Regions from separate parts of the Mus musculus genome. Here region 2 is linked to region 1. A link is a loop called in an ENCODE intact Hi-C map of the cell type or tissue named here. Cell type or tissue: left cerebral cortex. All regions are shown on one strand. Each heading gives the region's core, and the rest is flanking DNA. Links, peaks and the distances in the headings are about the cores only. Region 1 overlaps Gria1 (glutamate receptor, ionotropic, AMPA1 (alpha 1)). Region 2 has its middle 60 kb from the start of Fam114a2.

What was found. A loop is a pair of places that touch in the nucleus more often than their neighbours do. Peaks named below come from ENCODE experiments on the same cell type or tissue, not always from the same donor. Only the 100,000 strongest peaks of a DNase experiment are listed, where the experiment ranks them.
Region 2: it touches region 1 in a loop (5-fold over the local background); 11 of 42 quality-filtered maps call a loop at or near these places.

What each region holds. Positions count from the first base shown.
Region 1 is chr11:57,321,893-57,324,814 of GRCm38, forward strand. All of the region lies in intron 15 of Gria1 (glutamate receptor, ionotropic, AMPA1 (alpha 1)), which reads left to right. Among named protein-coding and RNA genes, the nearest start is that of Fam114a2, 200 kb to the right of the region's middle. In left cerebral cortex, for the core only: a CTCF peak has its summit at 1,432; a DNase peak (open chromatin) is centred at 2,446.
Region 2 is chr11:57,457,355-57,460,276 of GRCm38, forward strand. No RefSeq gene overlaps it. Among named protein-coding and RNA genes, the nearest start is that of Fam114a2, 60 kb to the right of the region's middle. In left cerebral cortex, for the core only: no CTCF peak of the experiment used is centred there; a DNase peak (open chromatin) is centred at 1,105.

The DNA of each region.
Region 1 (2,922 bases), core at 262-2,761:
GGCAAGCACAGAATCTCAACTGAGTCTCCTTGAGACTCTTCACCCTTTGATGTGTTGGGAACAGAACATACGTGTCACTGGGGAAGCAGGACAATGCTCAGCAGAGGAGATGCAACTAGGAACAACCCAGACACAGTGGTATTTAGCTAGGTTGAAGCAAGGAACGAACTAGCCAAAACCAGAGAGTTGCCAGCAAAGGATGCCCAGAGTCAGAGACTCAAACACTAGAACTCTTGCCTAGAAGTGTCCAGAAATCAGTAAGGCTTGGACATAGAAATACTGGATGGGCAGTATAGGAGCTGAGGACTCAAACAAAGACTTCAGGTAGCCCACAGCATCGTAATATAACTTAAGCTGTCATGAAGCAAAACATCACCTAGGGCACATTTTTAATTGAGTAGAGCTCTAGAACATCTGCACTTCACCTCTTCCAGGGAAAACAGAATAGCATCTTTGTCCTTGTTGATATTAACTAAAATAGAGATCTTGATTGTTTTTGACCTTGCTCCCAGGGGAAATTAATCCCCAGCCCCCCCTCAACTCCCCGGAGAGCAGCTGACCTTTCAAACTTGTATGTGAAAAAGCCAACACATGGTATGCTGAAGCCACATCAGATTCGAGTCTGTACACTTGCCTAGACTTAATGAGCAGCAAATGGCTTAACACTGAGGAAGCATCCTCTATGGTTGGTGCACAGCCACTTCTTTGCACACACAATGAATGGGGTCATTAGTGAAACCTGAGCTTTCATTAGGATATTCTCTGACATCCAGAAGCTGGGCAGAGCTCTCCTAGCAAACCAAATGACCGGGAAACAGAACATGGTCACCATTGCAGAACTGGGTATCAGAAGAATACACTAGGGGACTTTGCAACTAGACCTCTCACTCATTCTTCTTCCCCCGATCCTGTTTCAGAAAATCTCTAAGGACGTGTTTAAAAACGACTGCTATAGTTGGGAGGGAACAACAGAGAGCCGCCTCTTAAAGGCAAGGGCAGGCATTATATTAGTGGTTTTCAGTTAGCTTTAGGAGGGTACAAGAACAATATTTAATAGGTCATCTACTCTGTCACTGCCTCAGATAACTGTTGTCTTAAACAAGTCAATCATGTGTACATGTCAGGCTCTGTTTAAAATGATCGAGGACAGTAGATAAGCTCAACTTTGATTCCAGTTTAGAATCACCCCAGAAGCTTTGAAAGTTAGATTCCCAGTCTATTCACTCAGTATTAGTTTAGTAGAACTCAGACATCAATGGTTTTATTTTTCCCAAAGAACAGTGCATTTGAGAACTAGTGGTCTACTGCCTGTTTAACTTGCTTTCCATCCCAGCATTCTGGATCTTGTCCTCTCTTCTCCAAGATCCCATAAGTGTATCAGGAAGGAAGCTAGTAAGAGGCCAGCGCCCACCTGTGGTAGGGTGTGCTCTGAGCAGCCCTCAGCTTCCTGAGAAAATGGATCTGGTATTTTAATGTAGAAAGGTCTCAGTTACATGACAAATTTGTCTCAGCTTTTGGTAGCCTCTGGTATTAACTGTACCATTAACCTTGTCTTTAAGATAAATTCATGATGTTTTGCCAACTTTAGTGAGGTATTACAGAAATGTTTGAGACTTTTGGGGACTATAGCCCAAGGTAATCTGTGTGAGCTTCAATTGTTGTTGTTGTTGTTGCTGTTGTTGCTGTTGTTGCTGTTGTTGCTGTCGTTGAAGTAAAAGGAACATGGGCTATGGAGGTATCTCAATTGATAAAGTGTCTAATGCACAGGATGGGGAGCTAATTCCATCCCCAGCACACCTGAGAGAAAGCTGGGTGTGGTGGTACATCCTTTTAATCTCAGTCTTGAGGAAACAGAGATACGTAGATCCCTAGGGCTGAGAGATCACCCAGCCTAGGTGCATCAGTGAACTCCATGTTCTGGTGAGAAACCTTGTCTCAAAAGCAAGATGACAGGAGACTGACCTGTGGCCTCTATGCTCACTCTCATGGCTGCTCACACACACACACACACACACACACACACACACACACACACACACACACACACACACACACACTTTTTTTTCAAGGAACATAGTAGACCAAAGTCTTGAAGGCTAGACATTCCAGGCTACACTCTAGAAAGTCCTATATTTTTCCACTGACACAATTAAAATATTATTCTCTTTTCAACCTTTTTTTTTTGGGGTTGGAATCAGTAATCATTAATTCTTCCTGTTCTAAGCTCAGCCTTCCCCTGAGTAGCACTGTGGTTCTATTTATTTGGCCTTTGACTCAAAAGAATGCAATCCAAATCACACTTCCTCTTTGGTGGAGGAATGCCAGGGAAGGATGTAAATAAATTAAGTTCCAGGTTTGAGGAAGAGACAGAACCAGCGTGGGCAGAGCATCATATGGGGGGAAATCTGTCTGAATCATGGATTTTATTTTTTTGAATATCTTGTATTTATTCTTTGATAATTTTATACATGCATACAATGTGTCTTGATCACAACCACCTCCAGCTCCCCGCTCCCTCTCCTCTGGATACCAACCAACACGTCTCCTGCCCACATTCAGGTTCTCTCCGCTTTTTTGATGTTTTTGTTGTTATTTTGGGAACCCACCGAATTAGTGCTACTTGGTGGAATGCTGCCTGATCTTGTTGATTTGATGTGATTCAGGTCCTTGTTCAGGTAACCACAGGTGCAATGGGTTCACTAGTGCAATGGCCAAGTCCAGAAGACAACAAGCATCTCAGAGCATCCTCCCATCCCCTAGCTCTGACATTCCTTCCCCTCCCTCTTCTGTGATGTACATTGATCCTTTAGGAAGACACGTTGATATAGACACCCCCATTTACAGATGAGCATTCCCAGTCACTGAGTCTCAGCACTTTGATCAATTATGAGTGTCTAATTTAACTAACTACTGCAAAGAGAT
Region 2 (2,922 bases), core at 108-2,607, 140 kb after region 1:
GGGAATTTTGTATTTGTACACAATGTATTTTGTATTTGTATACAATGTATTTTGATCATATCAATGTCTTCTATCAGTGGCCCATGTTCCCCTCCCAACTTCATATCTTCTTTCCATAACCCAACCAATATGTTCTGTTCATCTATTCATGGGTATGAGACCATCCACTGGGGGGCATGGGCAATCTACCAGGGGTCACAACCCTAAAGACAGCTGACCCTCTCTGTCTCCCCTCAGCAGACATCAGCCAGCACTAACTCCCCAGATAGGATGGGTACTCTCAGACATCAGCCAGCACTAACTCCCCAGCTAGGACGGGTACTGATGAACCACTCCTCATGGGTTTCATCTTGTTCCCGACTTGCACAGGCAACCACAGCTGCACTCACTTTTAAACTATGTAAATTATCTGTGTGTATGTAAAAACTTAGTCAAAGAAAATAAATGAGAAAAGGGAAAACTATAACACATTCTTTAAATATCTGTGAGTACTAGAGCTAGGAGTAATTTCTCTTTTCCATGTGCTTTGCTCTACATTCTGAGTGTTGAGCCATGAATATAGAATGCTGTTGTTAGCTGAGCTTTTCCACCAACTTCCTTCCCTAGATGTGTCAGATTTTTTTTTTAACCCCATGAAGTTATAGGAATTAAACATCCCATTTGGAATACAGAGTCTTTCTGAATAGCTCATTTATTCTTATTATTCCCTTGTCAAAATCTCCCCCAGGTTCCTGTTGCCTAGGATATGAAGGTCAAATGTTATATGAGCATGATGACCAAAAACCCAGTAAGGGCTTGAAGCCTCCTGATCATTTCCTACTGTTCCTACAATGGTTGGTGTCTATGTGTGTACCCTGACCCTTGCTCCAAACTGTCCCCTCCCCCACACCAATAGCCTCTTGTGGTTACATCTGTCTCTCCAAGAGCTATCACTCCTTATGAGGTGAAGACAGATCCCATTGTTTCAGAAAGCCCTACCCACTCCATCATGACTAGCTGCCCTGACCTCACTCTTCCCTGATTCAGTCTCTGCCAGTTGCTTTGACCCATCTCTGCACTGTCTTCCCTGAGTGATGGACACAGCATTTTGCAGGTGGGCTGTGTATTGGCAAAACAGGACTCCACACATTGACACCCACTGTGCATTTCTGGTTAGTCGCTAAAATAAATCGGAAAACATATGCCACAGTCAAGTGGCCACGCAGTGTGAAATCAAGGAAGCAGCTCTCAAAGGTTCTTCAATCCCCCTAGAAGTTTCGTTTGCTGCTGTGACCTTCATCCCCAACGGATAGGATCTTCTCTGATCCAAGAGGCATGGAGTTCAGTGGTAGTACCGTCCCTCTGTAGGAGAGCCCCCCCCATCACCACTGATGGGGGAATTTCCCTATGCATGCAGTGTTCCCAGGTGAGAAGTTATTTCCCAATGTTAGGCAGTCTGGGTCCTTGAAACAACCTCAGCATCAGTGATGTCTTCAGGTCTATGATGGAGAGAGGGCAAATCCACTCAAGAATTCCAAAAGACATTGCCCTTTCTAGTGCATCTGAGAAGCCGGTCCTTGCATCCTGGGTCATGGACAAGTACAGGCTTCCCTCCAGTGAGGCTATAAGGATGAGCGACAGGGAGCTAAGAGTAGCTGCAAATTTCTGGCCATGAGCACTAAGTTCATTACCACATCACCATAGGAAGCACTACCACTTATGAGCCCCTAGGTCACCCAGGAGCGTAGCCCAGAGTACCCAGTCCTCTGGATGATGCTGGGGTTAGGGATCAGCTCCTCTTTATAAACAGCAACACGAGGTCTCCAGAGCAGTACCCCCCCCCCAGGTCCCATGCCGCAAAAATAGTGGTAGCAGATAGATACACTCACACCACGCCAGCAGAGTCTGGTGTGGAGATGGCTCAGTCAGCTCAGTGCTTGCTGCGAAACTGAGGAGTTGAGATCATTACCAGCACCCACGTGAAAAGCCACATGCCACCAAACCTGGATGACCTGATTTTAAGCCCAAAGATTCACATAGTGGACGGAGAAGCCAGTCCTTGGAAGTTGTCCTCAGACCTCCACATACACAATGGGGCACGTGCATACACAGTAATCTTTCCTTCTGCTTTGTTTAGATATCTAAGCACCTTCATTCCAGCACTGGGGAGGTAGATAATTCCCTGTGCTCAGAGGTGAGCAGCTTGACCTAATCTAAGAGCCCCAGGTTCCTTTTAGAGAACCTGTCTCAGAAAATCAGGTGGAAAACTCCTGAGAAAGACATCTAATGTTGACCTCTGGCTTCCACGTGTGTATGCAATATACACACAGAGAGACACGCACACACACTCTCACACACACATGCTTGTGCACACACTTATGCACACATACTCACAGGAAATGAAGAACAGAAACGAAGCTTTTCTGCCAGCCAGGGGCCTTTCTTTACCTCTCCAGGGCTCTCTAATGTCCTAAGACCATCCCCAGCCTACCTCCTAAGTTAATTCCTGCAGCCTCAGCTTCAAGCACTTTCTCTCCTTGGAGTAGTAACTGATCCCCAGCCTTCGAAGCAGCCATTTCTCTTCCAGCACTGCCAAATCACCCCTTGGCCACCTTCCGGGATGACTCATCCCACGGCTCCTCCCGGCCTGATTCTTTGCACCGTTTCTGTCTCTTCTCTCGGCAGCTCTCCAACACATACTCTCCATTCTGAAAGGCATTTATGATTTCCAGGATAGGTTTGGGGGAAATTTTTTAGAGTAAGTTGGGAGAGGTGTAATGGTTTGGGGAAAGGAGACTTCCCATCCATCCAAACACCTTCTTTCCTAGGGAAGAGAGATTTGATGAAAACTCAGAGGGTGCTAGACAGGGAGGCGACTTAAGAGATGCAGCACAGAATGGTTCAAATGAAGATGGATCAGAAGCTCGGATTAAACGTCCCCGA